Linked DNA regions of Homo sapiens: region 1 is linked to region 2. Evidence: chromatin contacts called from ENCODE Hi-C or POLR2A ChIA-PET data. All regions are on one chromosome and are shown on one strand. The core of a region is the stretch at or near the end of the contact, and the rest is flanking DNA. Distances in the headings are between cores, read along the strand shown. Region 1 overlaps DLL1 (delta like canonical Notch ligand 1). Region 2 has its middle 210 kb from the start of LINC00242.

The links. Hi-C counts contacts between places; a loop is a spot of excess contacts on that map. ChIA-PET counts read pairs that join two places held with the same protein, here RNA polymerase II (POLR2A). Pooled maps may share reads with other maps.
Region 1: a map of heart right ventricle shows a loop between it and region 2 (2.5-fold over the local background). The contact joins two enhancer-like sites. A Hi-C loop is called at or near these places in 1 of 168 maps with a recorded cell type or tissue (heart right ventricle) and 3 of 50 pooled maps. POLR2A ChIA-PET finds 5 or more read pairs at or near these places in 1 of 52 experiments (activated CD4-positive, alpha-beta T cell).

What each region holds. Positions count from the first base shown.
Region 1 is chr6:170,276,783-170,283,865 of GRCh38, reverse strand. DLL1 (delta like canonical Notch ligand 1) reads left to right here. Exons shown (of 11, transcript NM_005618.4): 9 at 1-635; 10 at 761-878; 11 at 987-1,660. The coding sequence ends at 992. LINC01624 (long intergenic non-protein coding RNA 1624) reads right to left here. Exons shown (of 2, transcript NR_104177.1): 2 at 4,397-4,657. Among named protein-coding and RNA genes, the nearest start is that of LINC01624, 7.8 kb to the right of the region's middle. RefSeq lists an enhancer at 523-1,722. Within about 2 kb of position 3,130, at least 23 of the 41 ENCODE cell types and tissues checked have a DNase peak (open chromatin) inside an H3K27ac peak, as active enhancers do; they include heart right ventricle, where a contact is called at or near this core.
Region 2 is chr6:170,006,452-170,013,515 of GRCh38, reverse strand. No RefSeq gene overlaps it. Among named protein-coding and RNA genes, the nearest start is that of LINC00242, 210 kb to the right of the region's middle. Within about 2 kb of position 2,140, at least 8 of the 41 ENCODE cell types and tissues checked have a DNase peak (open chromatin) inside an H3K27ac peak, as active enhancers do; they include heart right ventricle, where a contact is called at or near this core.

The DNA of each region.
Region 1 (7,083 bases), core at 1,881-4,380, 270 kb before region 2:
GGCTACACGGGCAGGAACTGCAGTGCCCCCGTCAGCAGGTGCGAGCACGCACCCTGCCACAATGGGGCCACCTGCCACGAGAGGGGCCACCGCTATGTGTGCGAGTGTGCCCGAGGCTACGGGGGTCCCAACTGCCAGTTCCTGCTCCCCGAGCTGCCCCCGGGCCCAGCGGTGGTGGACCTCACTGAGAAGCTAGAGGGCCAGGGCGGGCCATTCCCCTGGGTGGCCGTGTGCGCCGGGGTCATCCTTGTCCTCATGCTGCTGCTGGGCTGTGCCGCTGTGGTGGTCTGCGTCCGGCTGAGGCTGCAGAAGCACCGGCCCCCAGCCGACCCCTGCCGGGGGGAGACGGAGACCATGAACAACCTGGCCAACTGCCAGCGTGAGAAGGACATCTCAGTCAGCATCATCGGGGCCACGCAGATCAAGAACACCAACAAGAAGGCGGACTTCCACGGGGACCACAGCGCCGACAAGAATGGCTTCAAGGCCCGCTACCCAGCGGTGGACTATAACCTCGTGCAGGACCTCAAGGGTGACGACACCGCCGTCAGGGACGCGCACAGCAAGCGTGACACCAAGTGCCAGCCCCAGGGCTCCTCAGGGGAGGAGAAGGGGACCCCGACCACACTCAGGGGGTGCGTGCTGCGGGCCGGGCATCAGGAGGGGGTACCTGGGGGGTGTCTTCCTGGAACCACTGCTCCGTTTCTCTTCCCAAATGTTCTCATGCATTCATTGTGGATTTTCTCTATTTTCCTTTTAGTGGAGAAGCATCTGAAAGAAAAAGGCCGGACTCGGGCTGTTCAACTTCAAAAGACACCAAGTACCAGTCGGTGTACGTCATATCCGAGGAGAAGGATGAGTGCGTCATAGCAACTGAGGTCAGTGCAGGCAGCAGCCGCTCCCTCCTCCTCGGCATGGGAGCACCTGAAGCTGGAGCACGGGAATCGGTCTCAGGCTAACTTCCCATTTGTCTTGTGGCCCCCCAGGTGTAAAATGGAAGTGAGATGGCAAGACTCCCGTTTCTCTTAAAATAAGTAAAATTCCAAGGATATATGCCCCAACGAATGCTGCTGAAGAGGAGGGAGGCCTCGTGGACTGCTGCTGAGAAACCGAGTTCAGACCGAGCAGGTTCTCCTCCTGAGGTCCTCGACGCCTGCCGACAGCCTGTCGCGGCCCGGCCGCCTGCGGCACTGCCTTCCGTGACGTCGCCGTTGCACTATGGACAGTTGCTCTTAAGAGAATATATATTTAAATGGGTGAACTGAATTACGCATAAGAAGCATGCACTGCCTGAGTGTATATTTTGGATTCTTATGAGCCAGTCTTTTCTTGAATTAGAAACACAAACACTGCCTTTATTGTCCTTTTTGATACGAAGATGTGCTTTTTCTAGATGGAAAAGATGTGTGTTATTTTTTGGATTTGTAAAAATATTTTTCATGATATCTGTAAAGCTTGAGTATTTTGTGATGTTCGTTTTTTATAATTTAAATTTTGGTAAATATGTACAAAGGCACTTCGGGTCTATGTGACTATATTTTTTTGTATATAAATGTATTTATGGAATATTGTGCAAATGTTATTTGAGTTTTTTACTGTTTTGTTAATGAAGAAATTCCTTTTTAAAATATTTTTCCAAAATAAATTTTATGAATGACAACCAGAAGGCGTAGTTACTTGGCTTTGCCTTAGAGCGGAGGTGTGCTCACTCACCTGCGGCCCGCGAGGCTGAGGGCAGAGGTGGCCTTGGTGTTTCTCTTTTCAAGGCTTTGGTTTCCCTGGATCCATGAGAAGCAGCCCGTTCCTCTCCTCCCTCAGGAAGCTGCTTGCTGGCCATCATGAGGTGACTTGGTAAGAGCAGGCACGCGCATGAAGCAGCCGCGATTTTCTAATTCCATCCCCCCATGCATTTATTAGTTCTTTCCGCAGAAAGAATGAGCGTTCCTCATTCATTCATTCATTCATTCATTCATTCATTCATTCATGTCAGTGTAGACTTGTGAGTTATTTTGTACCCAGTGGGTCACAGCTGTCATGATTTTGTCGCCGTTTGACGCCAACATGGCCCCAGACGGGGCGTGGGAGTCACGGAAGCTGCTCCTCCGCTTCCCGTCGGTGGGCAGCCCCGTCTCTAAGCGCGTCCCGCCTGCTGGCTCAGCAGGACCGCACGGGCTCCCTGTGGGCTGACCCCTCATTTGCCGCTTTGCCCCCCGCTAAGCCCGGGTTCCTTATGGTAGTGATTGCATTTTTAACTTGCGCGTACCTCAAAGCGCTGAGCGGTTCCCAGGATGGAAAGAGGGCGACCGATGTAGCAGGAGCTGCGCGGAGGCACTGGCGCTCACTCCCCTCAGACCCGACTCCGCTTGCATTTCCTCCTTGCATTAAGGGCACGTTAAATGCCAGGCCAGCAACACCAGCAAAGAGGAGAAGTGTTTTGCTAAGAACATTGAGCTTGAATCCGATGACAGCTCTCAGTCTCATTACCAGTTACGGAAACACGGGACTGAAAACTCCTTCCTCGACGCCCCACGCATCTGCGCAGCCGAATCCAGGGAACTCTGTAGCCAAATAAATTGCAAGGAAAAAACAAGAAAATGGTGAGGGGGAACCCATAGATACAAAGAGACACGGACATATCAATCCATCGCAGCGTCTGGATCTGGTTCCTGTTTCAAACAGTTTAAAAATTTTATGAACCCACTGGAGACATGTAAGCGCTGACTGGGATATCCACATGATTTTAAAGTGCACCTGCTAAATAGTTTAGATGTGATGTGTTATTACTGTTCAGTTTAAAAAGAGACCTTATCTTTTAGAGAAAATTCTGAAATATTTATGGATGAAACAATACGAGGCCTGGGACTGATTCGGAGCCCCCCGCCGCGGGCACGGTGGCACGGGGAGTCCCACGAGCACTGCTGGGGGTCGCTGCAGCTGGGAGTGGCCCATGGGGGCGCTCACTTCCGTGTTCTTTCCTCTTTCGTACACGTTTGAAACTTCCCATAAGCAAAAGCATTAAGCCGGACCATACAGTGAATACACGCACACGCAAACACGACAGTTTCCGGGTGTGTATGGACCGCCGTGTCTGTGACGTGACCCACAGCAGAATGCATCTGAGGGAGGCTTGCTGTGGTTGCATACGCACATCGCAGATGAGAAATCTTACAAGGCCAAAAGCAAGCCAATTAAACTGGGTGGAGAGCGGGAGTCCGGTCAAGGACGCTGGTAGCAGAGTCTCAGGCTCGCTGGTGGCGCGCCTAGGTGATTGCCCACTCTGCTGAGTCCTTGAAAGGGAAACGGCAGCGTCTGCAGCAGTGCTGGGAGCACCTCCTCCCGTCTGCAGGGGACGGTGCCTTTCAGGGCACGGTTCTGCGCATGTGCTCAGCTGGCGCCAGCGAACGGCTTCCGGCTGCTCTTAGCGTGGAGTTCAAAATCCTTGACTTGGCCTCTCAGGTCATGCACCATCCGGCTCCCGCCTGTCTTGGAGCCTCGTTTCGTTATTCTCCCACGGGTCTGTTACCGCTCGGCTCCAGCCAGCGCCCTGGCAGCCTGGTTCTCCATCCGCCCCCACTCTGCGACTTTGAGTGGGATCTTCCATCTGTCTGGTGACTTCCAGTGTGACCTTCTTCCGCCACGAAAATGACCCGCCTGGGTTACCTGCCGCACGTGATGGTGCTCTTGCAGTTTGCCCTGTGGCATGATTAATTCGTGTAGCTGTTTGTTTAGTGGGCGTGTGTCCCAGGAGACTGCAACCTCAAAGAGGGCGGGCTGTGTTGGCCCTGGTTCACCACTGCAACCCAATCCCCACTTGAGGCTGAAGCAAGAAAACGTTCTCTATCCATGTGAGCTATAATTTGAGAACACACAGACACACACTCAGGACATTTCATCATGAAAGAAGCTTCATTCTCGTGTTCACTCTTACCAATGTCACTAGGAGTTTCGAACCATAACATGAAGCCAAACACAGGGATTATCTGAGCGGATGAACATAGTATTCTGTTTTTATTCTAATAACTGGCTGCCTAGATACAGCCCTGTATATGGTAAGAGTGCGTCTACTTGGTATCCAGCAAACAAAGTGTTATGCATTAGTAATTCCTCAGTCCATGCATTTTACAGAAAAGGCAGAGGGAAGGTAAATCGTTTCCTGAGGAACAGCTGAATGTCTAGAAACGTCAAGATGAAGAGTAGAATTTTGCATGCAAGGACACGCGCCATGAGCACCAGGCCTCACACGCAGGAGGCACACAGTACGTCTGTGTTGAATGTAGTATCTTCCACTACAAGGATAAGGAAACAAAAAGTACTTAGAAACTTTACACATTTGTCATTTGGAAACAATTCAGAGATAAGTTTTTAAGATGATATGTATTAGTGCAGAGTACTAGAATTTTTCCGGAACAACTTTCATTACATTTATTTGCTCAAACAAGTGACTATTTCCATTTTGGAGAAGCCCAACTGAGCTAAATCACTTTGCCACTGAGGAGGGCTGGGGAGGTGGCAGGGGTGCCATCAAGGTGTCGTCTGGCTAACACACATTCTTTCTATTTTTCTTGTTTCTTATGGAAACATTCATGGCTCCACGCCTGGCATTTGCTGAATCCATCTTCTAGAGATTACGATTTTAATAGAATCCGGAGTGAGGTACCTGAGGAAGGCAGAATGAAGCAGCATTTTAAAATGTATTGCAACATGAGCATCAGAACCTTTTGTTTTTTTTAAAGCACAGAAAAGAAAAATGACAAGACTCATGTCATTAATTACGTTCTCAAAGAAAATAAGGTCAGTGTAAGAGGAAATCATCTAAAATTGCAGGACAGGGCATTCTCGTTGGATCGAGGCATGAAGAAAACTTCAAGGCTGTCAGTGGTTTATCGAGGAAGTGGTAGAATCTTCCTCGGATACGATTTTTAGAAGACAAGCCAACCTTCCATGGCAAGAGGTGCAGACGTGTGCCTCAGCTGCCAAGGGCCTCCCAGGCTGTTTCCTGTGCACCAACTTCCTCTGCTTCCTCGGTGTCTAAACCCATGGTCAAAGCACCATTCACGAAAAGCATGTTACTGTTTTAAGTTAATTTGAACTTTAAAATTATTGAACCATAAGGAAAAATATCTCTGCTTTGTGGTCCTGGATATTTTACAAGAACCTTGATTCCTTTAGTGAATCTTAATTCACAGCTCAGTGCTGGGATATTCAACAAATAAAATCACTTTTCAGAGACAGGATCAGAATCTGCTACTTCCTGCTCCTCAGCCTGCCTTGCCAAACCCCCAAGTGGCACCCTGGTGTAGACATTATGGACCTCAACAGCAGTACTTTAGCCTGATGCCTAGAACCTCTTACACTTTTATGGAAGTGGCCTAAGAGTGTTTGTGACGGGATTCGTGGTGTCTCCAACTTTCTCTCTTGCGCTGTCCCACCCTGACCTGTGGGGGGAGAGAGGAAGGAAGGAAGAAGGGGGGAAGGGCGTCTGGTGTCAGACGCTTACAATAGGAATTGCTCACCTGCAGAAGGGCAAGTATTGTTTCTTCTAGAATTAGTATGAATTGGATTTTGTGAATTTCAGCTCTTTCTTAGAAGCTTAGAAAAAAATTTGGTATAAACATTTGAAATAAAAAAATGCAATAAGCAACAGAGTTAGATCTTGTCTCTACAAAAAAATTTTAAAAGAATTAGCTGAGTGTGCTGGTGGCACCTGTGGTCCCAACTACTCAGGAGGCTGAGGCAGGAGGACGGCTTGAGCCCAGGAGGCCGAGGCTTCAGTGAGCTGTGATTGCGCCACTGCACTCCAGCCTGGGGGACAGAGCAAGACTTCATCTTAAAAAAAAAAAAAAAAGCAATATTAAAAAGGTGTATTGAAAAGGGAAAAACACTCTAAATTTGAGAGTTTTAGTTAAAATGAAAAAGCAACAGTTAGGACCATTTCTGATCCTCAAAGTCAATACTTTTGAAACAGGAGAGGGAAGGGAGGTGGGGGAGCCCTGGAGCTGCTCCCAACGAGTGGGGCAGGGGCCTCAGACGCAGGCTCTAGAGCCCAGGCTGGACCTGGCAGAGGACAGTTCAGTGTCTCTGTAGTCAAACAGGTGTCAGAAATATCATGAAACCCCCAGTTTATTCGTCATGATTACACTCTAGCCCTGACTGGGTTTTTTGCTCATTTTTTGCTCAGTAGCTTAAAGTTAATGTTGAAAATGTCAAAGAGGCCTGCAGATACCCCTAGAGAGACAGCAGTTTGTTAAAGGGGATAAAGGGGAAGTGTTTATGTTTATAGCACAGAAAGTCAAGCTGTTAGAGAAACTGGACAATGGTGTAAATGTGAAATGTCACATTTGCCACCACAAATGGTGGCAGGAAGGTGAGGAAGAGAAAGAAATAAAAATACTTGAGATGAGGCCCGAAATGGAAAATGGAATTAATCATCCCATTGCTCTAAATGCTCTAAGTGCGCTAAAAGCATTTCTTTTTTTCTTTTTTTGAGACGGAGTCTCGCTCTGTCGCCCAGGCTGGAGTGCAGGGGCGCGATCTCGACTCACTGCAAGCTCCGCGTCCCGGGTTCACGCCATTCTCCTGCCTCAGCCTCCCGAGCAGCTGGGACCACAGGCGCCCGCCACCACACCCCGCTAATTTTTTGTATTTTTAGTAGAGACTGGGTTTCACCGTGTTAGCCAGGATGGTCTCGGCCTCCCAAAGTGCTGCGATTGCAGGCGTGAAACACCGCGCCCGGCCAAGCCCTTCTCATCTTAACGTCCTCTTTCAGCAGAAGGAACTTATCCTGGTCCTAACTGTTGAGGTCACTGCTGACTCTGCCCCCGGCTCCAACGGTACAAAGTCACCTCCAATTTAAAGATGCTACAGAGGACCCCGTCCGCACGTGAGCTCCCCGGAGTGATGGAGGGGAAAGGGCTGCCTTCCCATTGCCGTGCGTGGAGAGCAGCAGAGACTGTGTTTGGACTCCTGCCACGGAAAAGGCTGCGTTGGCCGTGTCTCCAGGGAGGACAAACTAATTTTAACAAACTGACCCAAACAGGACTCGGAAGGTCAGTATGTTGCAATCTCCGGTCCTCCTGCCTGCTT
Region 2 (7,064 bases), core at 891-3,390:
TACTGAACAATATGCAGAAGAACTGTTACTGACTGGCATTGAAAGTGCAGCAGAAGCACAAAATAAGCCTATTTATTTTTGTTCTTTAAGATCTTGGAATTGTTTGTTAGCACAGCATAACTTAGCCCATCCTGACTGACACAATAAGCTCTTTAGATAGCTTCTTCTCTAGGATCCATGATTCCATGTGTCCAAGCATTTTATACACTTAAATCAACATGACTGCATGGGCAGGCATATAGCCTACATAATACCTGCATTGCAAGAAAACCTAAGTCTGAAATAAACCTAAGCCTACCCACTGAAAGTATAAGGCAAATAAAAACAATATTGGCCTTTCTGAAATGCAGGCTTTTGTTCTCTGGACAGCAAACAAGTGATTATCTCAATAATTAGTAAGACCTGTCAAAATTATTTTCTAAAGGAACAATACTATTTCACTTTATTCATATAAGTGGAATATCTCAAGGCAAAAAAAAGGAATCTTTTGCAGTTATGAAGGTCAAGGAAAGCTGATCTGGGATTATCTACTTATTCTTTCTTATTCTCTTCTAATTCATAGGTCACTTAGCTTTTCTTAAAGATACTCTTTTCAGATTGCCAGTGAAATTAAATCTACTTTATCTTTAGTCATAATCAATACTGTACTTACAAAGTTTCCAGATCATTTGTTAGCAGACCGCATAAGCTCAGAGAGCCCACTAGGCACTGGCTTGTTACAACAAGGACACAGCTGGGGCTGTGCTTTGCCAGGGACCCCTTCAGCAAGCCAAGCACAGGATTCACCTTTCAGAGGCTATTTTCCGACCTTCTGAACATGTGAGGTGCCTGGTCCTCACAAGTGTGTCCTCACATTCCCTCTCATGACTGAATCTGAGCACTTTTGCTTTCAGAACGAGGGGCCTAAGGAATCCAACCTGGGTGAATATTCTGGTATCTGTTTTGCATCTGATGTTGCCTGAGAGGCCACCTCAGCATCCCATGATGTGGACATTGGTCTAGGCCTCATTTTGTGATCCTTCCTGCCACCAGCCCGTTCCCTCTCTCACCATCAGTGACCATCTTCTGCCCCATAGCCACAGCTACACACGTAGACGATGGACTTGTTGGTTCTGTATTTACCTAAAGTTCCTTCCAAAGAGCACTGCAGTCTGAGTCTGAAGAACTCGAGGAGGCAGAGCTGTTCCTGTGTCTGTTGTGGGGCCAAGGTAGATGCTAGGTCTTCAACAACTTTGCTGTTTTTCCTAGCAGTGCTCCCATGTGTGTCTGGGCTTTGGAGCTCGACTGACTCTCCCTTGCCTCGGTTTTCAATAATGACCATATTCCTATGTAGACTCCTCCTCCTGTCTGTTCTCTGTCTTGGTGAATGATTATTTTTACCCAGTTGTGAAAGAAGGAAACTGAAAATTGTATTTCACATATGCCTTTCACTCATGGATCCTTCCTGCCTGCTTGTATCACAACCATCAAAGCAGAAGAGAAGGACGCCTCCTAGAGAACTGTTTTCTCCTCGTCTCTCACTGACTCTGTTTATAGCCTCCTCGCTGGCCGTTGGGCCTCCACACTCCACAATGCGGCATTTCTAAGTATTTAATCTGCTCATTTAGCTGCTGCTTAGAATCAAGGGTAAAATAGGAACTTGGTGATGTGATGGATGAGGCCGGAACCCTTTGCGCTTCCCAGGCTTGCGTCTTCTCTCCGCATCCCAAATGCCGCTGCATACACATCCTCTTGCATCCTGGCTTCATTGCTCATCTGCTGGCAGTCAGATGCTGTCCTGTGCCATGCTCCCTCTGACCTTTTCATCCTGCTTTGGCCTGATGAAAGCTGCCGCTCTAGTTTTCACCACATATAAGGACAAGCAAGCCAAAGCCCTCTTCCCCACCACCTTGCAGTGTGGCCTGTAGTTTCTTTCCATTTGGCCTCTCTCCCCAGTTGGCATGGCCACTGTGTTGTTTGTCTCTCCGCCAGCAGCAAATTAGGAAGGTCCTTTGGAGAGACCTTTGTGGAAGGGAGCAGCTTCCTCCCTCAGGGAAGCCTCTTGTGCAGCCAGGACTTCGTGCTCCGGCCTGTGACCTCCCCACCGCCAGCCCCCGCTTGAAGGGAAGAGAGAGCTCCAGGGGGCAGACGCGCTGGCCCGGCTGTTGGCCAGGCCTGGCTGTCCTCACTGGGCAGGGCTATGGGAGTTCACGGAGGGAACCTGCAGTTCCTTTTTCTTTCTCACAGACACTCCTGCAGGCAGAGATAAGCAACTCAGGACACACTTGGACCTCCCAATCTCGGATCTCAGCCCGGTCCCAGCCCCGGCCTGGCATCTTCTCGGGCACCGCCTTAGGCCCTGTGCCTGTCCTCAGTTGCACTCATCACAGTTGTGGCTAAATAATCAATCATGCAAATTGCCAGTTGGTATCTGCTCCTCCATGAAGGCTGGGAGTTCGTCTTACTCAGCGCTGCATTCGGAGGCCTGGCACCCACAGATGTGCTGCCGGAGGTTGTTTCAGCTCCCGCCTGCCTCCTCCCTCCCTCCTCCTTCCCTCTGTCCTTATTCCCTCTCCTTTCCCTTTCAAAGTAATGGAATGGGGGAGCCTTGAGCTACATAGAGCAAGCCGTCAGGGAGCCCAGGCTCCAAGGTCCCAGCAGGGGCACCCCATCCCTGGTGCTGGGAGGTCAGACGAGACCCCAGGAGGCGCCAACCTTTGGCGGGATGCATGGAGACCCTCCCCAAGTCCCTCAGGGAATCCCCTCAGTGCCGCTTCTGCCTCATCTCACTGCCCTGACCATGCTGCAGGAGCCCACTTCCTCCCTCAGGCCCTGGGTGTGATGGGAAGCATCAGCAGGCAGCGCAGGGGAGTCGGACGCCTGGCAGATGATGACTCCTGCTCTAAAACCAAACACACTCCCCAGGAAAAAAGTACCCATTAGCTTCTTAATACAAAGGCAGTGCATCGTATTGATTCAAAATGAGAAAATATAAATACAAAAATACAGAATGAGGGGAAAATCTTGACTGCCAACACTTGGGTGCATATTCTTCCAACGTTCTTCTAGGAGTGTGTGTCGATATGTTTTTAAAGCAATTTACGACCATACCTTAGATCCTACTGTGTGTTCTAGTCTTTTCACTTGATTATATATGAGAAGCAACTTTATAGCTACATTTCTTTTAGAATAAACTTTAGAATTAGTCAAAGAGCCACTTATATTCCAGAAAAATCTATACAAAGTGTGTTGGGCAGGTTGTGTTCACTCTTTACACCATCCCAGCATACCAGTAATGGAAGTATTAATGGAGCAGACAACACATTGTGTGTGGTGTGCATGCATGTGCCATGGGCCCGGTATGTTTATGCATCCAACAATATTCCTCGAGTGATGTTTATGTATCAGACACTATTTTAGGAGCCTAGAAGACATCTCTCAATAAGAACCGCAATGTTCTTCTCATGGAGTTTCTATTCTGGGGGATGTGAATTCAACGATTTTTTGAACATAGAATACAGGTTACAAGAAAGGAACATGCTTGGTGCCAAAATATTTTTGATTACAGATAACTTTTAAACTATCAAAAATTTTAAAAGTCGGTGCCTTGTATTGCAACTGAAGGTAAGCCTTAAGATGCTGCACTCTGATTCACCTGTTCTGAGCATTCATTCAAATTTCTCCAAAATAGCTACATCTTTACCTAAGAGAAAGTGGCACATTAACCCCAATTTTAAAGAAATTTTTTTCTTCTTTTTTTTCTTGAGACGGAGTGTCACTCTGTCGCCCAGGCTGGAGTGCAGTGGCGAGATCTCGGTTTACTGCAAGCTCCGCCTCCCAGGTTCACGCCATTCTCCTGCCTCAGCCTCCCAAGTAGCTGGAACTACAGGCGCCCACTACCACACCCGGCTAATTTTTTGTATTTTTAGTAGAGATGGGGTTTCATCGTGTTAGCCAGGATGGTCTTGATCTCCTGACCTCGTGATCTGTCCACGCTGGCCTCCCAAAGTGCTGGGATTACAGGCGTGAGCCACCGTGCCCGGTCTTAAAGAAATTTTTATGGCCTGAATTCAATGCATTAACACAGATTTAATAAACTGTAAACCAAAAATAAAATTCCAAGCCCCGCCCCACCGCACCACACCATGCAATCATCTGAATGGACTTCCTCCTCCGCCAGGGTGCTCTTAAAATTTAACCTGAAAGACTGGTTCAGGCCATGATGGGAAGTGGGGGCCAGACAGGACTCATGATACCTCTCTGGCATTAACATCAAACAGACCTTAAGTCTGATAAGAGACATTTACAATCTATTCTTTCTGAAGCCTGTTACCTGAAGGCTTCCTCTGCACAATCAGAACTTTGGTTTCCACAAGAACTTTTCTTAACCCAGACGTTCCTTCCTATTGAACCCAGGTCTTTAGATAAACTCAACCAATTGTCAACCAGAAAAATTTTTAATTTACCTATAACCTGGAAACCTCCCTTCAATATACCAATTAGCTTCTTAATACAAAGGCAGTGTATACATATGGATTCAAAATGAGAATCAATTTGTATCAATTTATTGTCCTGCCTTTCTTGAACCAATGTATGTCTTAAATATATTTGATTGAAGTCTCATGTCTCTCTAAAATCTACAAAACTAAGCTGCGCCCCGACCACCTTGGGCACGTGTTCTCAGGACCTCCTGAGGGCTGTGTCACGGGCCATGGGCAATCACATTTGGCTCAGAATAAATCTCTTCAAATATTTTACAGAGTTTGACTTGTTTCGTTGACAAAACCTTACTTATATATCTAATACAAAATTGACAGCTCAAAGCAATAGCCCAGAGCCGGGGGTGGAGTTAGGTGGAGGTGAGTTTAACGGAAATGAGACCCGAGACATGTCCCCTGGGGAGTGGGCGGGAGTAGTGACACTCTGTCCCCACGCAGGAGAGTCCTGGGAGCTGAGGAGGGCTTCTGAGTGCCATGGTGTAGCTCATCTTCTTCAGGTACGCTGACGAGACAGCATGGCCACATGGTCTCCACGGCCTGTTCTGACTCTGAGTCTTCATTTCACTGGAAATTTCGTGCTGCAGGCGCGAGCTGCGCTTTGCTGCCCAGCTCTGATTCCCCATTGCCTCTCAGAGGCTGCTTGTGTCCAGAAACGCCAGTTTCGTAACACACCCTAAGCTCAGTCTCGTCCTCCTCTACCTCCACCAGCTGTGGCTGTTCTCTTTCAACCTTGATTCAGCTAACAGAGACTCTCCACCTTCCAGTGAGTTAACAAGGTCAATGGCTGCATCCTCCTTGAAATGGAAAGCCTCATAAACTCAGTTCCGCTGTGTGAAGGCAGCATTCAGTGGTTTCAGTTAAGGAGTTACCCTGGAGATCACATGCAGGGTCCCAGCATCTCCGGAGCTGCTGCCCTTCCTTCAAGGGTTCCAGGAAGGTGACCTTGAGAACCTGAGTGAACCCCTGGTCTCTCTGCAGCCCTGACCCTCCAGCAACCAAGTTAGCAGGCCTGGGGGACAGAGCAGTGGAGACAGGTTCCTAAGAGGCACCCTGTCCAGCCTGGAGTGTCCATGGTGACCAGAGAAGCCCAGCTGGCTGAGCGGTGCCAATACAGGATGTGCGTGGAGCTTCTTCCACACCAGCCCCATTTCTAGTAATGCACCACTTGAATGCGGTTGAACACATCTACACCAACTACCCCAGGTCTGCTGCCTTGGAGCCTGGGGCACCAGTCTGCGTCTCCTGGCGCCCCTGCGCCGCCCCCGGGCTCACGGGTCTGTGCAGATCTGGCTTTCTGAGCAGCTCGCTGTGCAGTGTAAATTAGCATTTTCCTATCCTAATCTGCATGGCACACACACACATTAGGAGATAAAAAAGGCTGAGGGAAAACAGGCCCCGCTTCTCGCGGACGCTTAATAAACAGTAATCAGTGGGAAGGAGGCTGAGGGGGCCCAGCTCATTATCCCTCTAAGGAGCAGGGCCAGTGGGGGGTGGGATGGAGTCCTGCGTCTGCTGCTATAAAGAAATCATTTGAGAAATTTCTAGGGTAACTGGGGTGAAAAATTACAAACAATGTCTATTTTGAGCATAAACTCTTGCTGCTTGGTTACCAGCCCCAGCAAACATCTTCAGGATGTTCTTTAAGACGAACAAAACAAAAAGACAAACAACAACAGCGTCTGTCCTGGCAGCCAGGAGGCCGGGCCCAGAGCCGCCCCAGGTGGCGGCTCTTTGTCATGCTAATGCCTGAGCCGCTTTTCAAGGTTTTCACCTGAGGCCTCGCTGCCCAGGGCTGCCTCGGTGGAGTAACCTAGGTAACTCCAGGAATGCTGCGCTCCGGGGTGCCGTGCTGACTTGGAGACCGGGCTCATTAAAACACCTGGCACATCGGCGTGGTTTTGACCATCTGCCTGTCACACTCATAAAAGTTTGATTTCTAACATCATGGCAGAGGACACCAGACTTGGTGAGTTTTCCTCCCCTGCCCTCACGGCCCTGCCTCGCGGCCTCTGTCTGCAGTATGATTCCAGAATGACCTCTGTGGGCAGCCGCTTCTTCAAATGCATGCATGTTTCAGCCATGCTGCAACCCACCCGGTCACAGAGGGTGTTCCTTCTGCAGAATGCAGGTTTTGTCTGATGTATGGCCTGTACTCTCAGGAGGAAGGGCTAAAGGGGTACGGGGTTTGGTGTCTTGGGAAGACTTCTTTTTGCCAGACTATGGTTAAATTCCAGCCCCTCCTGGTGCTGGGAAGCCTCCTCTGGACAGCGCTGGCTCCTTTGATTGGACTCATAAGCAGTTCCTGCAGCTGCCTGGGCTGCATACATTGCTCTAGCCCAGGGTTCCTCAGCCTCAGCAGTATTGACACTTGGAGCGGGATGACTCTGTTGCTGGAGACTGCTGTGCCTTGTAGATAGTTTCACAGCATCCCTGGCTGCATCCTACTCAGCACCAGCACAGAGAGCCAAAAATGTCTCCAGACATTGGCAAATGTGCCCCCAGAGCACAATTCCACCCTTGAGAGCTGCTGGTCTAGTCTGTTCTTTCAATTAAGTTTTGCACCACTGGGGCTTTCTGTCAGCACAG